2 separate regions of the Homo sapiens genome follow, and region 2 is linked to region 1. The links are chromatin loops, found by intact Hi-C in ENCODE. Cell type or tissue: heart right ventricle. All regions are shown on one strand. Links, peaks and the distances in the headings refer to the core of each region. The heading gives the core; the rest is flanking DNA.

Evidence for each region. Hi-C counts contacts between places; a loop is a spot of excess contacts. Peaks named below come from ENCODE experiments on the same cell type or tissue, not always from the same donor. Only the 100,000 strongest peaks of a DNase experiment are listed, where the experiment ranks them.
Region 2: it touches region 1 in a loop (2.2-fold over the local background); 7 of 110 quality-filtered maps call a loop at or near these places.

Annotation. Positions count from the first base shown.
Region 1 is chr4:165,534,856-165,540,241 of GRCh38, forward strand. No RefSeq gene overlaps it. Among named protein-coding and RNA genes, the nearest start is that of LINC01179, 150 kb to the right of the region's middle. In heart right ventricle, for the core only: CTCF peaks have their summits at 2,356 (motif pointing right) and 2,559; no DNase peak of the experiment used is centred there; H3K27me3 peaks cover 538 bases.
Region 2 is chr4:165,781,860-165,787,245 of GRCh38, forward strand. No RefSeq gene overlaps it. Among named protein-coding and RNA genes, the nearest start is that of TLL1, 89 kb to the right of the region's middle. In heart right ventricle, for the core only: no CTCF peak of the experiment used is centred there; a DNase peak (open chromatin) is centred at 3,022; H3K27ac peaks cover 854 bases.

The DNA.
Region 1 (5,386 bases), core at 336-5,335:
CATGGTGAAATCCCGTCTCTACTACAAATATAAAAATTAGCTAGGTGTGGTGGCGCGTGCCTGTAATCCCAGCTACTCCGGAGTCTGAAGCAGAAGAATTGCTTGAACCAGGGAGGCAGAGGTTGCAGTGAGCTAAGATGGTGCCACTGGACTCCAGCCTGGCGACAGAGCAAGACTCGGTCTCAAAAAAAAAAAAAAAAAATCAATTCTTAAAAAACATCTCCTATTTCTTCCATTTAACCACTACCACTCAGGCCTGGCCCTTTTGCCTTTTGTATCTGAACTTTGTCAGTGGCCCCCTAATTAGACTCCCTGACTTCAGCCTTGTCTTTCTTATTGCTGCCAAAGTAATTTTCCTAAGACCTGCCCTTTTCAACCTTAAGTGGCTGCTTCTTTCTGAGTACGCACTGTTTTTCAACTTAAAAAATCATGTACTCTTTGACAAATATAAAAATTGCATCTTTTCCTTTACTATAAATTGAAATTTCAAAATAAATATCATGAGAAAAAGAAATAAAAACAACGATATTTTGCTCCAATTAAGCTGTTAAATTGAATTTCACTCACTTTGAGCATGAAGTCCCTGCTGTTTAGCCTGGTTTGCAAAGTCCACCACAATCTCCATCAGTCCTTCCTTCTTAATACAAGCCTTCCATTCTAGTACACTGGTTTTTCATTATTTTGTGGATATATTTTTGGTATTTTGTGCTTTTGAACTTCTACTCCTTTATTGTAAAATATTTAAAGTTATACATAGAAATGGAAAAAAAAAACTCTCATGTTACTTCCATCTGATTAGGATGTCTTTTCGGAGGAGGTAATCTATGGTTAAAGGACACAAAACGGATGGAGAAAAGATGCTCTGAAATGCACACAAAGGCTGTAGGTATTTAGAAATCTCCTTATTGCTTTATGCATAGAACAGGGTGAAACACAAAGGGAACCATTTTAAAACAATCTTTTCCTCAAACACTGTAAAAAAAAAGACATATTAGTATGTAATGACACATGTAATGATAATCTCCTTAACAAACATTTAAGATCAACTTTATTTTACAATTTTGCAACAAAGACAAAGTAAAATAAAATTAGTTAATTACTTGTTACTTACTAAAGAATTACCTAAGTAGAGAAGGTTCAGTCTCTGATTTTGGAATTTCTATGCCTACCTTGCCTACTGTTCCTTCTTAGAAATCTATACTGTGAACATGCGCTACTCATAATTCTAGTTATCCTACTCATGAGAAGCACTCATTTTATGCCCTTGAATAAAAGAAGAAGAGAAGTTATTGCTTCTTTGATGGGAACAGATTTCTAGATGATAAGGCCTGCACTGCCATTCTCTCTTTGCTCTCGTAAATGTGCATCCATTCTGAAGAGGTTTCCTGTGGAAGTTAGAGAACTTCTTGTATTTCAGAACTGTCCATTTCAGATGTTAGCCAGACAAGGTGATCTTACAAGTGCACACCACCAATTCCTCCGTGTTTATATAAGAGGCAAGTAAGGGAATGTATTCCAATTTCTGTATCATATGGTGTTTTTCTTTCTATGTTATCCTTAGAAATAAATGTGGAAATTATTGAGGAAAAGATAAAACCAACCAACCAGACAAGTTACTTTTTTAAAATCACAAATGAAGTGTGATGAGAAATGAAGGCAAATAAGCTAGACAAACGTTTGGCAGAAAGGGTATAGTTCATTTCAGATTTTACTGGCTTGTTGAGTGTGCTAGAGTGTACTGTAATCCTGAAGACATTTTTTTTTCATTTTCCACAAAAGGTAAATAGCCTTTTCCAGGGACTTGAGGGTCAGTTGAGTGTAATCATATATATTTATTAGAACATAAATAATTTTATAAAATGCAGCCATTTTATGATTATAGTCAATGTCAGGAAATAAGCAGAAGTATTTTTCTTCACATACATCTAGATGGAAAGAAGTTGCTCTATGCCTCCCTTTTACTACAGTGTTCTCACAGCTCCTCTGGATTGAAGTAAATGGGAAAGTTTTTGAGGTCCATCTGACATGAGAAATCCCCTGATTACTATGAAGTCAGAAGTAGTGGAGAGATTAACGGTTTATAACTCCCAATAAAGCATTTCCTTCATAAGTCTGATTAAAGTGATTTATCAACAAAAACTTACTTATAAAAGTTGCGTGTTTGATAGACAAACATAAAAATTCAGTTTTTCATGCTGGGACATGTCAAGAACAAACATTCGTCTATTAGGGTGCCCCTCTCAACTGATGGAAAGGGACCTTGACAGGCTAGATAAGCTACTTGGGGATTTTGCCTTGGACAGCCTGTGTTCGTCTTTCAGCTGTGTAGGTAAGTCATACATTTTGTGGTCACTAGATGGCAGTATAACACCAATGAAAAATCTAGGAAAACCAATTTTTCCCAACTTCAAAGCAAGTTTAATGTATTTTTATGCTAAGGCAGTTTTAAAAAGACTCTCCAGAGTATGCTAGGAGTAAAAATATATAAACCTATTTTTTAAAAGTATCAAACCAAATTATTCTTAAGAGTGAAAAATTGTCTGACTTCCCTTTTAGCCTTCAGACAATTCAGATTTGTAACTTTGTTTATGTATCTGGAATATTCTGAAATAATCTTGTAACATTCTTTTTTCTTATTCCTTGAGGAAGTTTTGATACCTCCCAGATGCAAACAAGTGAGTGAAGAAAGATGATACTATTGTAGTCACACGAAAGAAAAAAGATAAGAAAAAACACACCTCAAAACCCACACAAATCGCGCCTACGCATAAACAACCCTTCTCAATTGTACTCAGGCATAACCATCTATATATTTGCCTTAAGTACTTTGTCACCTATGTGGTTCTTATTTAGGTTTTCTGTCTATTTCTAATGTATCTAGCAACCCTTTATTGCTTCATCAGGGCACTTTTTCCAGAAGATGATCTCTTTGTAATGCTGTCACAAATATGGAGCCTGCACTAGAATCCAATGCTAACTGCTTCTTGGTGCAGTTTATTCATTCAACACATATTGGTAAGCATCTTCTAAGTAATGGCACTGACATGGTTAGGCTTTGTGTCTCCACCCAAATCTCATCTTGAATTGTGATCCCCAGGTATTGTGGGAGAGATCTGGTGGGAGGTGATTGAATTATGGGGGCAGTTTCCCCCACGCTGTTCTTGTGAGAGTGAGTGAGTTCTCACAAGATCTGATGGTTTTATAAAGGGCTCTTCCCTCTTCTCTTGCTACGCACAGTCTTTCCAGCCTGCTGCCATGTAAGACGTACCCCTTCCCCTTATGCCATGATTGTAAGTTTCCTGAGGCCTCCCAAGCCATGTGGAACTGTAAGTCAATGAAACCTATTTTCTTTATAAATTACCCAGCTTTGGGTATGTCTTTATAGCGGTGTGAAAACAGACTAATACAGGCACTATGCAAGTTGCTAGGGGATTAGTGGTATGAAGACTCAGTCTCAGTTCTTTGTTACTTATAATCTAGCAGAAGAGAGACATTAAGTAATCTCATAATTAACAAAATTGACCAATTACAATGACGAGAAAGGCTACAAAGAGATATGTTAAGTGATTTTATAATGGGTGGTCTGATTTGATTCACTCAACAAATACTTATTAACTGTCTACTCTGTGCTTGGTACTATTCTAGGTGCTGGGGATTCATCAGTGAGCTAAGCAGATAATGATCCCTGTCCATGTGGAAATATATTTGAGCTGGGGAACACAGAAAACCCGCAAAATAAGTGCTATGGAAAAAATATGAAGACGGGATGTGAGAGAAGTGGCACTGAGGAGGAACCTGTGACTTTGACTAGTGTAGTCACAGAGGGTCTCACTGAGAGGATGTCATATGGCTTAAAGCTTTAAATAAAGGAGGGAAAGAGCCATGTGGACATCGGAGGAAGAGCTACTCTGGTTAGAGAATAGCAAATGCAAAGACCCTAGAGCAGGAACATATCTGGTGAGTTCAAGGAACCTCAAGGAGGTTAACATAACTGGAAGGGAATGAATACAGGTCTAGGGGACTTGGCCAAAGTCCCTTAGAGCCTAGAATTTTAGTCAAAGTCACAGGCTCCTCTCAATGCCACTTCTCTCATGTCCCTTCTTCATATTTTTCCGTAGCACTTATTTTGTGGGTTGTCTGTGTCCCCCAAGGTAATGGGAGGCAGATCATGTAGGACCTTACGGCCATTGAAACGTCTGCTTGGACTAAGCCAGAGTCATGGAAGGTTTAGAGCAGAGATGTGACACCGTTTTATTTATGGCAGAATCACTCTGACTCTTGTGATTTAAAATATTTTAGGGGTCAAAGAGGGAAACCAGGAGACCAAGATTCCCGGAGAAAGAGATTAGTAGCTTGGACCTTGTGGCAGCTATCGAGGCATTGAGAAGTGGTAGAATTCAGGATGTCTTTTGAAGCCATCCTGAAGGATCTCCTGATGGGTTGGATGGGGCTTAGGAGACAGAGAGAGGAGGCATAAGTGACTGCCAGACATTTGTCCTGACCAACGGAACGGTGAAACAACCATTAATTGAAATGGAGAAGACTGAGGGTAGAGCAGGTTTTTGGGACAAAAATCAGGAGTTCAGTGTTGGGCATGATAAGTTTAAATTATGTGTTATCAGGCCGGGCGCACAGGCTCATACCTGTAATCCCAGCACTTTGGGAGGCTGAGGCGGGTGGATCACAAGGTCAGGAGTTTGAGACCAAACTGACCAAGATGGTGAAACCCCGTCTCTACTAAAAAAAAAAAAAAAAAAAAAGAAAAAAAAGAAAAAAAAAAATAGCCGAGTGCGGTGGCAGGCGCCTGTAGTCCCAGCTACTAGGGAGGCTGAGGCAGGAGAATTGCTTGAACCTGGGCGGCAGAGGTTGCAGTGAGCCGAGATCGTGCCACTGCACTCCAGCCTGGGTGATAGAGTGAGACTCTGTCAAAAAAAAAAAAAAATTATGTGTTATCTGTCCAAACAGAACGATCTCATTTCAAGTGCAGGAGAGACGTCTGGGTTGAAAGTATCCATTTGGGAATTGGCATCATTTAGATGGTATTGAAAACTACAAAGCTGGACAAGTGAGTGACTTTGGGGTATGTGAGGGGGAGCAGGAAGTCTTCTCAGAAGTGACCTCCCAGCAGGATCTGAAGGATGAGTAAGTTCACTGGGTGGAGAGTGAAAGAAGATCTCTCTCCTCTCAATGGCACCAGGAAGAGATGCTCCATTTTCCACTGACGCAGTGAAGCATAGAGGAGCAGTCTAACCACAGAGACTCTTTATTAGGTACTGGGAAAGTTTCCTGGAGTAACAAAGTAGCTTTCCTAGAATAAGAAAGTTTGAAAGTTCTACAAACTTTCAAATACAGTATCAATGTAGGTGGCAGCCTGGAGTATGTCCCG
Region 2 (5,386 bases), core at 251-5,250, 250 kb after region 1:
ATCATAAACACTTTCAGGAGGAGGAACATGAATATGCGGTGCCCTCTGGAGCTCAGGTAGAGTAAAAGGAAGAGGACTTGTTCTAAGCCCGTTTGCACACTTTTACTGTGCAGTGCTGGAGTTTTCTTTTTGGGATTAACGTCCTTGATTCATCTGGTTTCGCTCTTCCTTGTGAATGCTTCCACTGTCCATAATCAATTATAGATAATCCAGCAAAATACTTAGATAACTTCTATATTTACTTCCTCACTTGGCATCCCTCCTTCTCCTCTTCTACCCACTTTAGTGTCTAACCATCAAACGTTTTTGATAATGTCCTGTCAGGTCAAATGGTCATACTTAGTCCTCATCTCTTTGGCTTCTTTTAGCCCTTGAGTCAGGTGTGCACCCCTGTTTTTATTGAAACTTCTCCTCGCTGGGTCCATGTGGCACCATGATATTTTGTCTCTTCCTATGTTGCTGGGACCACTCCTCTTTGTCTGTTCACCTGGCATTTCCTTATTTTCGCTTCCCTTACACTCATGTGTGCTTTTAGCTTTTTTCTTTCTCCTTTTATTTTTCTGACAATAGCTTCTTTGCCACACTTATCCATTCATTTCAGAGATGTATAGAGGAATGAGCCATGTATTTGTGAGTTGCTTTCATCTATTTTACTGGGAAACAGTGGCATAGCTCTTGGTACATAAATCCCTCAGAAGGCTGTATTGCATCTCTAAGATTAGTATAACATTACACCACTGGAATTAAATCAGTCTTCATTCACTAGTGAACAATGTTCTCATGGGTGAAATTACTCTAAAAATGATCCCATGAGAGTTTTAATATCTAATCTTATTTTCTGGGTTCTTTTCACCTATGATATACAATTGCTATTTCTTATAAACAAACTACTCAATAAGAAACATTACTGATCTTGGCAAGATATAATAAGTTATGTAACTGCTTGGGATTCCAAATAGGAATTCATGGACTGTTATATCCACATAGAAAGAGAGCCAAAATTGAAGTTAATGATTTTATAGGGGCCACAACAACAACACATATGCTGAGAGATATTTCTTTTGAGTGAAGCAATGGAAGCTCCTATAAAACTGCCTTTTCCCAGTCACTCTATTGGAAACTAATTAATAATTTTTTCCATTTTAAGCATTTTTGAAGAAATAACATCTTTACTTATAGTCAGAAAAATTCATATTCTCATTGAAATTATTTAGTGTGATTATCCATCTTCACATACAACTCTGTCCTTGAGAGATGAAATGTATCATGCTTTTAACGACCTCTAGAGAAAAAGATTTCAGAGCTTACTTTTGGTGACTTATTCCAATGACTAAATCCCTTCAGGAAATTATTTTTCATCTAACCTCAGTACTTCATAATATGCTTAAATGTTTCCTTTTACTATGTCCTTGCTGAAAATGTCTATAAAATAACTGTAAACTGGAAACCCATTTTAAAAAATTACTCCTTGCCCACTTTCTTTAATTCAACTCCAGTCTTGGAAAAAAAAAAGTCTTAAATCATTTCTGAGATACTCTGAATGCTTTCCAAATAAGGTGCCCATTTTATCTTTAATTTTAAAAATTTTGCATATACAAATTTATTTTTCTTTTTACAGTTTTATAGTTCAGAGTATTTGATATTGTTTTAAATAGAATATATGCTATTATAAGATATAAGCATTTAACTAGACTTTAAAAATGCTTTTTTAACAACTGAACCTCCCGTCAAGTTTACACCAATAACTGTCAAAACAAAAAGATGGTCTAAGACTCTTTTTGTGCTGTTAATTCTTTTTAACTTCCTGACTTTTGTGGCTGTTGTTACTCTTAGGCAGGATTATCACGGTGTAACATAAATAAGAGATTAACTTTACAGTCACTCTCCATTCACCATAAAACTCCTTGACCTACTCAAGTCCAGTAGGGTCAGCGTTTTCTTTGGCCAGCTTGAGTGGTTGGCTTTGGGACTGTGGGGCTCACGCCATGGAATACTGTCAGCACAAGGGATATCCTTTGGAAAATAACAAAAACTCACTCTCTCACTTTTTTTTTTTCCTTTGCCTACAAACCCAGGGAAACTCTCATTCCTCAATTCATTAATGACAAAGAGTCTAAAGAAGTTTGTAAGGACAAAGAAAAGCTCTGCTAATTAACCATTGTAATGTAATCATAATCAAGATTTACTAAGTACTTTTTGTGCCAGGTAGCACATAGATTGCACAAAAGACAGTTTCTGCTGACAAGTTTTCTGCCAGCCCTGGGTCTCAAGCCTCAACAGTTTGACGATTTGTGCCAAAGGCTTCTGATTAATTAGGAAAATTCAACAAGCGTTTATGAAAATGCCACCCTCCCCACCCAAGTCATTTAGATATAAGGTAGTGTTTTCCTGTTATATTTCCAGTAAACAAAAGGATATTGGTTGATTGTTGGAGGGGAGTTGATTGTAACCTTTTGGCTCTAAATAAATAATAAGCCTGTGTCTTAATTTCATTTAATGGCTTGGAATTCCTAAGCTATGGAGTTCGTGAGAGAAGCAGAGGAAGTACACACATTAAAAAAAAAAAAAAAAAAAAAAAAAAAAAAAAAAAAAAAACAGGGAAAGAGACCTGTTGAACCCCAAGTGGCTTCCTTTTCCCAGCATTAATTTGCAGGTGGACTAAATCCACAGCCACTCCTCATGACAAACAGATGAACTGAATAATTTCCAGTTGTCTCTCATGCTGTCTTTGAGCCTGGGAGCAGGTTGTACATACCCTCAACTGAATCAATGAGGGGAGCAGTGTTGAGGGGCTTTGGACTAAACGAGATTAGAATTACTGAGAAGTTGATAGAGACGGATGTTTTCAGTTACAATTTTAACTAGACATAATGGCTTCCCCACAGGAAAGTTCATGAATCCATAAACCTAGTCCAGTGCTCCCTTACAGGAAAGGAGCTGTTTATTAGTGTGGTCCATGCCACCTGCTCAGCTATCAAATGCACATTTGTTCTCTTGGGAACAGTAGGGTGGAGTAGTTACTAGAAACAGGGCTGGGAGCCAGCAGTATTCCACTTCCAAATTCTGGCTGACTCCTCTAGTGACCTCTGTCTAGTCCCTTCAATAAAGCTAACCACTGCTTATTTCAAACTGAAGCCAGATGGGTAGTGTCTTGGGAAATATCCACACTTCACTGGGATTTCTTTGCCACAGGATTCATTCAAAATTATCCTTGTAATCAACAAATATTTATTGAATATCTTCTATTAACATGCATTAATAAATGAGTCAAAGGGGCATGCTATACCTGGATTTACATGATGTGATTCTAAAAACCAATTTCTTTTTAGAAAGATTGTTGTGTACACTGTTTTGTAAAGCATGGGATTTTTGAGGAAGAATTTATGTAAATTCATCGATCTATCTAAGATTTCTATAAGATTTCTATAAATTGAATTAGCCCTGTAGCAGTTATTAGGTGTGGTCCATAGCATACAAAATTAATTTTAAAGATAAACATCAGTGACAAAACAGAGCACAATTTTTTTCCCCTACAAAGAATCAGGATGCTAACATACAAATTCTTTTTTATTGTTGCTATTAGAACAGAGGGAAAAAAAGGTCCCCGACCTTGGAACCCTATGTTTGTGCAATTAGAATCATGCGGGTGAACAATAACAAAATATTCTCCCCACCCTCTGAAGGGGGTGACAGCTCCTGGGCACAGTGATACTCCATAAACAGCCCAAGTGGCAGAACATCCCTAGCAGCAGAATCCACTGGCTGCTTCCCAATCTGAATGTTTTTGTACTATCCTTGACTTCTACAGTTGGCAGAGAGAGGGAAAAAAATGTTTCAGAAAGTAGAGATGTTGAAGGGATGGATGTCCAGAAATGGAAGATGGGGAAAGAGAAATGTTTCTCTCACACTTTGTGATGCATCGGAAACAATAACGTGGTCACTTTAGAGATCCCAAATGTTTTAGAAGTGCAGAAGGTAACAAAAACCTCCTGATATTTCAAAATGCAAATCACCCAGCTTCATCTCTTTTTAAGAACCTTCGCATTACTGTAGGGTACAAATAGAGAAACAAGTACAACTACAGTCCCAGCGAAACATACTCAGACTCTCATAAAAACTCCACTGGTGAAAACAGTTACTCGAAGAAGCCAAGTTAATCCTGTGCCTGAGTCCTCCGAGTCCTGCTAAGACAGCTCTGGCCAGTGACATTCACCCATAGTGCATTCCTCTCGGCCCACCTGCTGCCGTAGGATCCTAGTTTTTCAAGCCCTCAATGAAGTAAAGAGCTAGAGTTGAAGATGGAAGGCAACATACAGCTAGAAGCACAAAACATGAGCATATACTGTTGGCCAGAGTCTTTCAGCAGCTGGTTTTTCTATGACTCAGTTCCCCATTCTAAGAACGAGTCTACCAGAAATATTTTCTTATCACAAATATCTTATTGACAGCCTCAGGCAAAGCAAATGAGAAATAAGCCAGAAAGAAATAGGTCTGAATTGATCCCAAAGAGAAACTAGCCTTTTCCAGTCATGTATCAGGGATTTGCATGGTAGATGTAGGTCATCTGAGAGGGCTCTAAGCTCTGCCCTATGAACACAATGCTTTCTTTTCCTGGTTTTGCATATGTAACATCATTGTCCTCAGAAGTCATCAAGTCCCCATTAGCTTGATGGGATGTAGTAATCAGCTGGGGTTGCCATAACAAAATAAAAGCCACCCAAAATGGGTGGCTTTAATGACAGAAATTTACTTTCTCAAAGTTTAGGAAGCTAAAAGTCCAGGATGAAGGTGTCAGTACAACGGGGTTCTTGTAAGCTCTCTCTTCTTGACTTGCAGATGGCTGCCTTCTTGTCTCTGTGGTCTCTGAAAGAGAGATATCTGGTGTCTCTTCTTTTTCTTAGAAGGACATCGATCCTATTGGTCGGAGTCCCATTCTTATGACTTAATTTACTCTTAATGATCTCTTTAAAGGTCTTATCTCTAACCTGGCTGTGGTGGTGCACACCTATAATCCCAGAGACTGAGGCAGAAAAATTGCTTAAGCCTAGGAATTTGAGACTGGCCTGGGCAATAAGCAAGACCCCATCTCAAAAACAGAATGAAAGTTTTAAAAGGCCCTATTTCCAAATAGTTTCATTGAAGGTTAGAGCTTCAAAACATGGGTTTTGGGGGGACAGAATTCAACCCAAAGCAAATGATAAATATTGATTAGTAATTATTAATCAGTCATATGCACAGAGCACTCATATTGTCCAATTAAATTACTAATACTAGCTAATATTGTGTAGATTAACTGAATTAATAAAATAAGCCAATTGAAACTTAGCAGAAAACATCTCATTTTATGCCATAGGCAAATAAAACAGGAGACACTTTACAGAATTTT